Regions from separate parts of the Homo sapiens genome. Here all the other regions are linked to region 1. The links are chromatin contacts, found by Hi-C or POLR2A ChIA-PET in ENCODE. All regions are on one chromosome and are shown on one strand. Each heading gives the region's core, a stretch centred on a gene start or an enhancer-like site at or near the end of the contact. The rest is flanking DNA. Distances are from core to core; before and after follow the strand shown.

The links. A loop is a pair of places that touch in the nucleus more often than their neighbours do. ChIA-PET counts read pairs that join two places held with the same protein, here RNA polymerase II (POLR2A). Pooled maps may share reads with other maps.
Region 2: a map of GM12878 shows a loop between it and region 1 (6-fold over the local background). The contact joins the promoter of DACT1 here to the enhancer-like site in region 1. A Hi-C loop is called at or near these places in 5 of 168 maps with a recorded cell type or tissue (GM12878, aorta, chondrocyte and 2 more), 20 of 37 single-sample maps with no recorded cell type and 11 of 50 pooled maps. POLR2A ChIA-PET finds 5 or more read pairs at or near these places in 4 of 52 experiments (BJ, WTC11, activated T-cell and 1 more).
Region 3: a map of breast epithelium shows a loop between it and region 1 (5-fold over the local background). The contact joins two enhancer-like sites. A Hi-C loop is called at or near these places in 5 of 168 maps with a recorded cell type or tissue (GM12878, breast epithelium, chondrocyte and 2 more), 1 of 37 single-sample maps with no recorded cell type and 5 of 50 pooled maps. POLR2A ChIA-PET finds 5 or more read pairs at or near these places in 2 of 52 experiments (WTC11 and activated naive CD4-positive, alpha-beta T cell).

The regions. Positions count from the first base shown.
Region 1 is chr14:58,953,583-58,957,522 of GRCh38, reverse strand. The region is part of intron 4 of LINC01500 (long intergenic non-protein coding RNA 1500); the gene reads right to left. Among named protein-coding and RNA genes, the nearest start is that of LINC01500, 130 kb to the right of the region's middle. RefSeq lists enhancers at 859-1,360, 3,299-3,418. Within about 2 kb of position 2,316, at least 2 of the 41 ENCODE cell types and tissues checked have a DNase peak (open chromatin) inside an H3K27ac peak, as active enhancers do; they include GM12878, where a contact is called at or near this core.
Region 2 is chr14:58,636,267-58,640,206 of GRCh38, reverse strand. DACT1 (dishevelled binding antagonist of beta catenin 1) reads right to left here and starts at 2,245. Exons shown (of 4, transcript NM_001079520.2): 1 at 1,660-2,245. The coding sequence starts at 2,004. RefSeq lists a silencer at 1,745-2,454.
Region 3 is chr14:58,657,857-58,661,796 of GRCh38, reverse strand. No RefSeq gene overlaps it. Among named protein-coding and RNA genes, the nearest start is that of DACT1, 22 kb to the right of the region's middle. Within about 2 kb of position 1,861, at least 4 of the 41 ENCODE cell types and tissues checked have a DNase peak (open chromatin) inside an H3K27ac peak, as active enhancers do.

The DNA of each region.
Region 1 (3,940 bases), core at 1,067-3,566:
ATGTTAACCATAAATCTACCTATTGTGGATGTTGGATTCTCATGCTCACACCCTGAGACCCAAGTTACTTAGGCTAATAACAGTTAACATCTAACAAGGCGCAATTAACTAGTTATTCCTTGGCTTTACAGTAAAGAAAGACAGCAAGAAAAAAAAAAAAGACTAATGTGAGAATATCATTAGCTGATAGGGATGTGAGTGAACACTGTCACCTTGATCAAATCTATATGCCAAAGGAACAGAGCTCTCACTGGAAACCGTGTTAGGCAAAGCATAATCTGATATCGACAAGATAATCCTCTTCCAAAAATTCTCTCAATCTAATCATAGGAGCTCATGCTTCTCCATCAACTGGAAGAGCGTCATCCCCTGAGGAGTCAAAGCCAAGATCGTGGTTGTTTTCTTACCTGAACAGCCAAGTCCCCAGCAGTTTCAGCTTCCCAGTGAGTTGTCAGAATTTCCTGGAACAAATCGCCCAATAGCCTCCACTGCTCCTGGCCTATTTCTGCTGGTTTCTATCCTTCATGCAAGCCAGGAATATAATTTACACACACCTCTTGTTACTATTCCATTTAATTATAATATAATCCCACACATGCAAACAAGAAAACAGCAATCATGTTTTATTCCAACTCCTAATTGCATGTAGCAATCATGTGCTTTCACTAAATTATTTCCATCAAGCAGAAATAGTGCCATTATTTCAGGAATGCCAAAAGGCCCACCTGCAGTCCCCACCCCCATCAGCAAAGCCAATTCGAGTCTCATACACTTGCCCTGCAATTTCATATAGTGGCCCTCCCCCATAAACACACACGCGCGCACATAGACACCACACAAGCATACAGACACACCAGACACCACACATACACACACACCAGACACCACACACACACCACACACCACACACACCCCACACACACCACACCACACACACACACACACACACACACACACACACTTTCACACTCTGAATCTCTGTATGTTCAGCTCCCCTGTTCTTTCCCTTCCCACCAGCATCTTAGGCCCTGAGATGTCAAGTGATTACTCAACACTCTCCTTTTATCTATTGTGGCTTAGAACATTCTCAGCTGGGCTTCCTAACTAACCATTTCCTGTTCCTCTAATTCTAAAATACATCCATCTCTGTTTCTCACAGGGAGAGCCCTTATTAATCTCTTTTCTTAATAACACCTTAAACCTAGTCTTCATAAGACTCTCTTAATGAGTCTCTCTCCTCTGGAGCTGGAACATCCTCCTTTTCCTGCCCTTAGGTGTCAGAATTCCAGGTTCTCAGGCCTTTGGACTTAGACCAATCCATGCTACCATCTTCCCTTGTTCTCCAGCTTATGAACAGCCTATTGTGGGACTTCTCAGCCTCCATAATTGAGTAGCTAATTCCACTAATAAATCCCTTTTCATACATCTCTCTCTCTTTATATATTCTATTATTTCTGTCTCTCTGGAGAACCCCTGACTAAAACATTGCACCAACCAATCATCAACTTTTCTTATTTTTGAATAACAACAACAAAAACAGAATAAAAGAAAGAAAGAGAAAAGAAGAATGTCCTTTTCTCTGTGTTCATTCTGAAACTCATTTACACTAGGAATTGTGTGTTCCTTGCCTGATTCTCTCCCAACTTGTTTTCTGCATTGTATCATTGGAAATAAGCCTAGGAATTACTTAAGTCATGCATATAAAAATGAAAACTAGAGAAAGAAAACATGAGGTAGTAAGGTGGTAAATTACTAAGCACTGGGGTCGGCAAATGTTTGAATTTTTGCTTCTGCTTTTCAAGGTTTTGTGCTGTTGGGTGCATTCCAAACTAGGCTTCAAGCCTAGTCATCTCAGTAGGTATTTTTTTCCTTTTCCTTTTTTTTCAGACTGTGTTATCAATCATGCTTTCCTAAAGGTTCACAGACTATTTGCAAAGCAAAGGGGAGCCTCAGTGTCCCAAGGCAGGATTACCATTTGCAGCAGGAATTAGGAATGAAACCAGGAAGGATTCAGTCTTGCATTGCTCTCTGTGTTTGAAAGGGAAAAAAAAAAAAAGGCTGAGAGTGCTCTGAGGACTTAAAAACAACCAGCATGACTTGACCATTTGAAAAAGAAATCCTGGAGCAGCATTCCAGAAACACGAAGACAAGCTCAGCACTGTGCAACCGAAGGAGGTCACTCCTCTGGGAGTATTTCATGGAATTAAGAGAAATGACTTTTAAGAAGTAGCTGTCTGAATGAGAACAATTGCAGACTTTCTTTTTTTCTAGGACTGAGCTCCATGCTCACTAGTCTTAAAACGCAAAAGTTAAACATAAAATGAAACAGGAAAAACTAAATATATTTTCCAACTGTCTCCTTGTGGCCAGCTGCCAATCAGCCTAGACTGGGTGGTGATTCTTGCCTTAAAGTTAGCAGAGAGATAGGCTGGATTGTTTTTCTGGCTTTTTTTTTTAAAAAATAAGTATTGTATTTTAGTCATTTTAGTTGTGAAAGGCTTTGAAGTTTAACATGAAAGAAGAACAAAGAGTGGTCAGAGTTTAGGTTTATAAATTCACTTCTACTATTCAACAGATGCAAAAAGCACATGGTTTCTTGTAGCTTCAGTTTTCTGATCCATAAAATGAAAATGCTGCAAGGCTGGCTTTTTCCTGTTATTCAGATCCTGCTTTAAGTGTCTCCTCTCATAGAAGTATCCTATCCAAAGGGTCTCCTTTCAACACCTAGCTGCCTCTGTCACATCACCGAGTTCTAATTTCTTCCCTAAACTCTGCTTTTTTGTTTGTTGCCTGTCTCCCCCAGTTAGGGTATAAAAATTATGAGGGTAAGAAATTTTATTTCTTTATGAATTCATTTAACAAATATTGTTTAGTGACTTCTCGGTACTAGATATTGTCCCATGCCCTGGGGATATGTCAGTAAGTAAAGTAAGGAGATGCAGTCCTTGTTTTTAGATAGAGAAGTCAGGCCTGGAAATAAGCAAATATGCCTTGAAATAAGCAAATAAGCAAATCACTTTGTAACATGTCCAGTGGCAATAGGTGTTTTGAAGAAATAGATATGGGAATTAAATGGGATCATACAGGGTAGGTGGTGAAATTTATACAGGATGGCCAGGGAAGGCCACTGAGTATGCAACATTTTAACGGGACTTGAAGAAAGTGAAGAAGCAAGACCTGGAGCTGGGGTATCCCAGAAAGTGGGAGCCCCCAAGGGAAAAGGCCCAGTTTGGTTGTTCCAAGGGCAGTGTGGCTGGTGCACAGGTGGAGGAAATGAAGAGGACAGAATGAATAGTTCATAGTATAGACTTTTGGTTTTATTCTGACTGAGATGAAAAGGCTGGCTGGTTCTACTGTGGCTGCTATGAGCTGACAAGATTGAAGATGAGCTTTGCTGGAAGCAGTGTGAGGTTAGAGCAGTGATCCAGCCAAGAAATGAAGGTGATTTGGGTGGTGTGATAACAGTGGCAGCGTGTACACAAACTTTGATTCCAAGATCTCCTGACAGATTGAATGTGGAGTGGGGAGGAGAGAGAATTAGCAACGTCTCCCAGGCTGTAGCCTGAACAAATGAACAGATGGAAAGATTAGGAGAGAATAAGGGTGAAGGCAAGGATGAAGAGTTTGGTTTTAGACCTATAAACTAATTTTGAAATACATATTAGAAATCCAACAGTAAATGGTGAATATGTTCAGAACTCAGAAGTTCAAGAGAAGATATACAGGCTAGAGATACACATTTAGCAAACATCATCAAATAAATAAAATTTAAAATCATCTTTTTCACCATTGTATTTTCAGTGCCCAGTAGAATATTGACACTCAATAAATATTTTTCTAATGAATGGATGAATGTTATGAGGTCCAATAAGATAATGGGCAAGAAAGTGGTTTTTCTTTCAAACTATAAACTCCTTCAAATAAAAGGCTAGACACAATA
Region 2 (3,940 bases), core at 996-3,495, 320 kb after region 1:
TGCCAAGTATAATGTGAGCTGGCAGAATCCAAAACCCTCATGGGAAGGCCCATCGAGATTTGAACGCCTCTGGGTTTCCAAAGGTGACAGATGGATTGTGCTAACTCACACTGCCACCTAGTGCTTCCTATTGCTGGAAAAACGGGAGAACTCAAAAAGCATCTGGTTCAAATCATGAATGCCAAGTCTACAAATGAAAATAGTACCATAAATACTGACTGGACTGGAATTCTCTTGACATACTGCTTTGCTCCCCTCAAGCGGACAATAGGAATGCGCCACTTACAATCTTGAGATTCATGCAGACAAAAAGGTGCAATTGCACAAAACAATAAAATGTAAAAGTCACCAGCCATAACCAGTGAGAACTGGCTCAAATGAATGTTACATAGGAATCTGGTCTGTGACCGAAGCAGCACAGTAAAATGCCAAAACAGAGATATTACACAAACCACAGTGTACATCCTTACAAAACACATGCATATGAATATCTACGCCTCTTGTCTTTTGACTTAAAAAGCTTGGAGACATAAATTGTATGTTTGTTTGCTACAATTAATTTCTTCAGGAAAAATGAACCTATCAAGTAAAAGCACTTTGGTGCTTAAAAACACACACACACACACAGAGAAAAGAAATGATCTGAAAAGAGATAATAGAAGAAAACACATGACAACTGCACAGCATCACCACTTTATTGTGGGAGGGCCACTACCTGGCATGTGTCTAGTTTAGATAGTATCACTTGGTCAGGTGAGGACGTTTGCTGTTTCCAAAACTACATTTTAAGGTCACTGAAAACAAAGCTGTCGCCATTATTCTGAGGCGGGGTCAAAAGCTGTTCATCAATACATTAAGCTACAAAGTTCTTTTTCTTCCCCATTAATGAAGACTGCATAGAAAGACTGAGACACTGACAGAAACCCAGTAAGATAAATGCTTACCGAGAGCAGGTTCTCTTTTCTCCCACCTCCACCACCAATCACAGCTGGCAGAACGTATAAAATATGAGAGGAGGGGACACAGTCTCCAGCCAAATTTCCATCATTTCCATCTAGTTTGAGCTGCCTTATACAAAGGGCTTCTATTTGAAATTAAGCACCAGCCTGGGTGAAAGCTGGCATGCTGGGGAGAGCTCTCGGAGAGGCACGGCTCCCTACAGGCGCTCCAGTGTAATCGTAAAACTCGGCCCTGGACAGTTAAGCACGCCACAAACCCCCTCCTTGGCTTTTGGCCCCTCTCGGCGGGAGGAGATAAAGTCAAGAAAACCTCCAAATAAAATGGTATTTTAAGTGGGAGTTTGCAAACCGCTGGGGAGAGGGCATATACTCATCTAACTAAGGAGACCGAACGTTAGAACTAGGCGACTCCAAGAATCCCGAAGGCAGAGGAGGAGGGAAGAGCGGCCACCCCCTTCCCGCAATCCGCGCGAGGTCGCCAGACACAAAGCGGGCACACGCCAGAAACGCGTGGGCGTCGGCAGCCCACACGCCGCGGGCACTCAGGAAGGGGATCAGGGAGGTATGGGGCGGTCGGGGGCGTCCCATAACAGCGAGCATCTCCCCAGCCAGAGTCAACCTCGCGCCCGCCCCAGGCCACCTGCCCGACCTCCAGCCCCTGGGCAGGAACAGCCGTGCTCCACCTTCGGGCACGACCTACCAATTGCTTTCTTAGCAGCAAGATGTTCTCCTCCAAGAACTTCTCCTCCAGGCGACTGCGCTGCGCCGCCTCCCCCAGTAGCTCCCCAGCGCGGGGCGCAGCGGCTCCCGCACCCCCGGCGCCGCGCAGGGCGCCCCTGACCAGCAGCTCTTGGCGCTGGCGCAGGTACTCCAGCTCCGCCAGCCCGGCCAGCGTGGCCTCCTGCCGCTCCCGGGTGCGCTGCCGCTCGGTGTCTGCCTCGCCCTTCTCCCGCCAGCGCCCCTCGGGCTCCGCCGTGCGCTGCTCGCCTCGGGCCGGCGCCGGAGGCTCCAGCTCCTTCGCCGTCCCGGCCGGACTCGGCTTCATGGCCCCCAGTCGGGCAGCGAGAGCCGTCACCGCAGCCGGGCCGCCCAGGCGGAGGAGCAGGGCGCTAGGGCTGCGGCCGCGGGTGGGCTCATGCCGCCCTGTGGCGGGGCGCGGCGCTGGCGGGGACGGTGGCTAGAAGCCCTCGAGTCCTGCGCGCGACCGCCGGCTGCTGCTGTCCCGGCCCGGGCAGCGCCGTCCGCTGTCGCCGCGCGTCCCTCGCCGCGGCCCGGCAGCTGATAACGCCCTGCCCGGCGCTACGTCACGCGCGGCGGCCCTGCAAACCCCCGCCTGGCGCCCGCCTCCCCGCGCCGGCCCCTCGGCTGCGACGCTTGCGCCCCCAGGCTTCCCCTCCTCTGTCAGGCGCGCCGCCCGGCCCCCAGAGCCGCCTCCTCCTCGCTCGGCCCTCCCCGCCCCTCCTCGCCCCTCCCCGCCTCCTCCCCCGCTCTCTTCGCGGGCCTCCTCGCCCCCTTTTCGGGTTTACTGCACCCGATTTTGCCCTCGCTCCTCATTGGCTCTTTCTCGTCGCCCAAAGCTCGGGGCGAGCGCCTGGAGCCCCAGCATCCTGTTACAGTCGGCCGCGCAGGCAGGGGCCGCGACGGGACGCGGCAGTTGGGCTCTCCGGAGAACTTTCTGAAACTCGACCAAGTTGCAGCACAGTCTTAACCCTTTCCCCACACGGCCACTCCTCATTTCCACTCACACCGAGTTAGGTTTCTTTCACTTCCCAAGCAAGGTATTGCAAGTGTATTCACAGACACTGTGGGGTTGGTTCCTTAACTCCACTTTGTAAAGGCAAGCAATACAGAGCACAATGCAGTGTTCTAAAACTTAAGTTTTGTTGTCGTTTTAATTTTTTAACGTCGGTCTTACGATGGACGGCATTTAAAATTAGGCAGGAGGATGTCGTTGTATAGCGAGAGGTTGCATCAATTCTTTTACAAGCCTACGATTTGAGTGCGCGCGCGTGCGCGCTTTGGTTTTTGTTTGAGCTTTTATTATTACTTAGTCTGCGTTTACAATAAGAGCTCTGACTCAGAAATCAGACTGTCTGGATTTGTATCCCAGTTTCACCCCTAAATAGCTGTGCGGGCAACTTACTCCCTTCTCTGTGTACGTTCCCCCCACTGTAAAAGGGAGCAGCTGCTATGGGAACCTGCTGTTGAAGAATTATAATAGTATGCAGCATATGCTATATATTGTGGGGGCTGTGCACTTACAACGTGGCTAGCACATAGATAGTAAAGGTGATATGAGTTGTAGCTTTTCTCCAGAGGGATTTATAAGTCTTCCCTCTTGAAGTATCATGTATTGGTCATCTCTGCTTGGAACACACTACTCCAGACCCCTATCCCACTGAAATTTCCGGTGGGATAGGGGTCTGAAAATTCCACTAGCTGGCTTATCTGTGGAAAAGTACCACATATATCTTTAAAAGCAGTACATCCAAGAACCTCGGAAATTCAATCCAGCAAGTCACAATTGCTGAAGTTCAGGCAAAGTGTTGTGTGAAAGAGTGCATCCTATATCATTATTTCAGACACTTGCACTTTTGCCCATCTGCTTACCCGTGCTAGGAATTCCTCTTCTTTCCTCCCCTCTCTGTGTGGTCTAACCACCCTTCCAACCTTTGAGCTCCAGTTAACTATATAAATATCTGATTCTGATCCCATGCTACCTGTATGGTTATTTATCTGGGTGTGCACACGCATATCTATCTACGTAGGTGTTTATGTGTATCTCTTCTCTCCATCTACATTATGAAAGCTTCCTGAAGGCAGGGACTGTTTTAATACCCTCTTAGTATCGCTGTATTCAGCACATTACCTTGCAAGCATTCACCTGACAATTGCTAGAGAGAGACTCGAGAATGTAGATTGGTTGTAAATTGTTTTTTCATTAGCATACTTTTAAACTTAATAGTACCCATTTAATCTCT
Region 3 (3,940 bases), core at 612-3,111, 300 kb after region 1:
ATCCACACAGCTCCTAACACAGTGCTACACAGTAGCACTGAACAGGTAGGTGCTGAAATATTGGATGAATGAGTTCACAATGAGCCCTACTGTTTATCCTTTAGTATTAAACTGATTTTGTTTATAAATCTGAAATTCGGCCGGGCGCGGTGGTTCACACCTATAATCCCAGCACTTTGGGAGACCGAGGCAGGAGGAGCACAAGGTCAGGAATTTGAGACCAGCCTAGCCACATAACGAAACCCCATCTCTATTAAAAATAGAAAAATCGGCCGGGCACAGTGGCTCATGCCTGTCATCCCAGCACTTTGGGAGGCCAAGGTGGGAGGATCACAAGGTTAGGAGTTCGAGACCAGCCTGGCCAATATGGTGAAACCCCGTCTCTACTAAAAATACAAAAAAATTAGCCAGGTGTAGTGGCACATTCCTGTAATCCCAGCTACCCGGAAGGCTGAGTGAGGCAGGAGAATTGCTTGAACCCAGGAGGTGGAGGTTGCAGTAAGCCGAGGTCACGCCACTGCACTCCAGCCTGGGCAACAGAGTGAGACTCCATCTCAAAAAATAAATAAATAAATAAATAAAAATACAAAAATTAGCCAGGCATAGTGGCACGCACCTGTAGTCCCTGTAGTACTCGGGAAGCTGAGGCAGGAGAATGGCTTGATCCTAGGAGGTGCAGGTTGTGGTGAGCCAAGATCGCACCACTGCACTCCAGCCTGGGCAAGAGAGTGAGACTCCATCTCAAAAAAAAAAAAAAAAAAAAAAAAAAAAAAAAAAAAAAAAATCTGAAAATCTTTGTATGACTAATGCTCAAAAAAAGAATCACAACTGTTTTTTAAAAGAAAGAAAATTATTTAACCAAACTTCCATTACCATACACTCTGCCCCCCAAAAATAAACACATTAACAAAGTTCTATTGATACCTTTTAAAATATAATGAAAAATGATGACAGCCCAAAATAATGAATTGTAGTGTTACACAAACCCCCATTTTTCTATTTCTTTCTTTTTTTTTTTTTTTTGAGGCAGGGTCCCACTCTGTCACTTAGGTTGAAGTACAGTGACATGATCATGGCTCACTGCAGCCTTGACCTCCTGGGCCCAAGCAATCCTCCCACCTCAGCCTCCTCGGTTGCCAGGACCACAGGTTTGCACCACCACACCTGGCTAATTATTTATTTATTTATTTATTTATTTATTTATTTATGTCTCTCTATGTTGCCCAGAATGGTGTCTTGAACTCCTGGACTCAAGCAATCCTCCCACCTTTGCCTCCCAAAGTGCTGGGATTACACACGTTAGCTACCATGTCCAGCCCTCTATTTCCTTATCCATAATAGGAACGTGTATAGGACTGTTGTGAGAATTAAATGAGATAATGTCTCAGAAAAGGTTAATAAATATTAGCTACATTCATTCAACAATAAATATTAACAGTCTTAAAAATAATCACATTCAGTAGTTCCATTTCTGGGATTCTATTCTAAGAAAATAATCCTTAATATGGGGGGGAAATCTTAACCAAAAAAGTTCATCCCAGTGTTATTTATAGGCAGAAACTAGAGATTTAGTGACCTTTTCCTTCCGTCCAATGGTGAGCTAAGGCCTAGCACTCTGGCTCAAGCACAGATCTATAAACCCAGGACTAGCCGGGAAGAGGCAGACAGGATTGGAAAGAAGCGGAGAAGAAAGGAGATTTTAAGTCCAAATTCCTGGCAAGGCAGACTTACAAGAAGAAAAAGTTCAAGATGTCAAGTACATCGGGGTAGGGCCAAGCAAGAGAGCCAAAACAAAGCTTGACCCCTGAGATCAGGCCCCCCAAGGGAATGTTCCAGAATGTGGATCCTGGAGATATGCCCTGAGAATGGGTGGGGAAGAGAAGGAAGAAGCCTCCGCGGAGCATCTCAGTCCCAGTCAGTGGGTGGGCCAGTAGACACTGGGTCCTAAATAGAAACAAGAAAAATTTCCATCGAGAGGGGAATGGATAAATAATTGAATACTGCAATAAAATAGGATGTAACAACTACAAAATACTGATTAGAAAGACTATAGTAATCTAAGAAAATCCTTGACTAATGCAAGCATATATGTTTATGTATATGTAGTACATGTGACATATATAAGGAATTATGTGTATGTATAAGTAAGTGTACATATATGCTTACATATATGTACATACATATGGACATATGGTATGTACTTATGTGTAAGCATATATGTATAAATATATAAATCTCATATATATATATGAGATAGTAACTATGGCATATGCATAGAAAAAAATACTTAGAGGAACCATAGCAAAATGCTAATGATTGTTTGATTAGGAAAGTAAATGGTGATTTGCCTTTTCTGTATATTTGTTAAATTTTATGTAATGTATAGGTTTAGATTACTTTTATATTTAAAAACTTAAGTAGGGAGGCAAAAGGAAAATTAGGTACATTTATCTGAATCTAATAGTACCGCTTTTCCAGAAATTTGTTTCTTAAGAGTGAAATTTGTGTGTCTTAGGCAATGAGCCATATTTTTAGCCTCCTAAATCCTTTCCTCTAAATGTCAATTGATGAGTTACTGGAAAAAGAATCTTTCTCTTTAACTAGTTGTGGCTCTTTTGGAAGAATTGTAACTCTTGGCTAACATGGGATATTATTTGGAGGACAAAACTCAAAACTCATTTATGGGATCCACTCTAATGGCCAGCAAGTACCTAGGCCCTTTCCAAAGGTCCTAACTTGCTCCCAAGGTGAACCCTATTCACATGTTGCATGAGGTATGAGGTATTCGAAAGAAAGTAAAATGCTACAAATACAAATATTATTACCTTCCTCTCATATATTTTTTCATTTCTATTAGAAACTTACTGACAGAATGTCTCCTTTCAGTCCCTGGATTCACCAGAACCCAGGCAGTTCATTTGTAATTTTGGTAACTCTACAGCCATGATCAGAATCAATCTATGTGACAGATTGACCATGGGATTATCAATACCAACTTTTAGGCCTTCCAAAGACCTCCCATGAAATAAATCCCCAAATCAAATCAAGTGAATATTTAAAATAACATCCTTAGTTATCAAAGCTTGATATTTAATTTTTGGATGAATTTTTTTAATTTAGAATATTAAATTTGTTTCTAAAAGCTCCTCTAAACAATTGGGAAAAATGTGATCATAGACTGGATATTAGATAAGACAAAATGCATTTAAATAGCAGATATTCTTAACTTTAAAAAGCAAGTGGCAAAATTCGGGCACGGTGGCTCACACCTGTAATCCCAGCACTTTGGGAGGCCGAGGTGGGTGGATCATTTGGGGTCAGGCATTCAAGACCAGCCTGGCCAACATGGTGAAACCCCATCTCCACTAAAAATACAAAAATTAGCTGGATGTGTTGGCGTACACCTGTAGTCCCAGCTACTCGGGAGGCAGAGGCAGGAGAATCGCTTGAACCCCGGGAGGTGGAGGTTGCAGTAAGCCAAGATCGCACCACTGTACTCCAGCCTGGGGGACAGAGCAAGACTCTGTCTCAAAAAAAAAAAGAAAAAAAAAAGCAAGTGGCAAAATAGCTAGTGAAGTGTGACCTTATTCTCAGAAAAAATACATATATGCATAATTGGAAAGAGATATGGGAGAACAGACAGTAAAGAGGTGGCAGGAATCATCCCTGGAAAATAAAAAGGAGTTTATATTCTTGCTTACATTATATATATATATGGCTTATTTATGTTATTTTTACTTTCTGCAATACACATATACTGTGTTTGTAATAACAAAAGGTTATTTTCAGTTGAAAAATAAAAGTTCCCCTTAGTCTTAAAAATTTAGATCTTTGCATTTCCTGGTTCTGTCTAGGTACCATGTTCAAATTAAAATGCCAGAACCTACTATAATGCCAAAAATGTGGGAACAACCTCTTCTTAAGTAAGGAATATAAATTT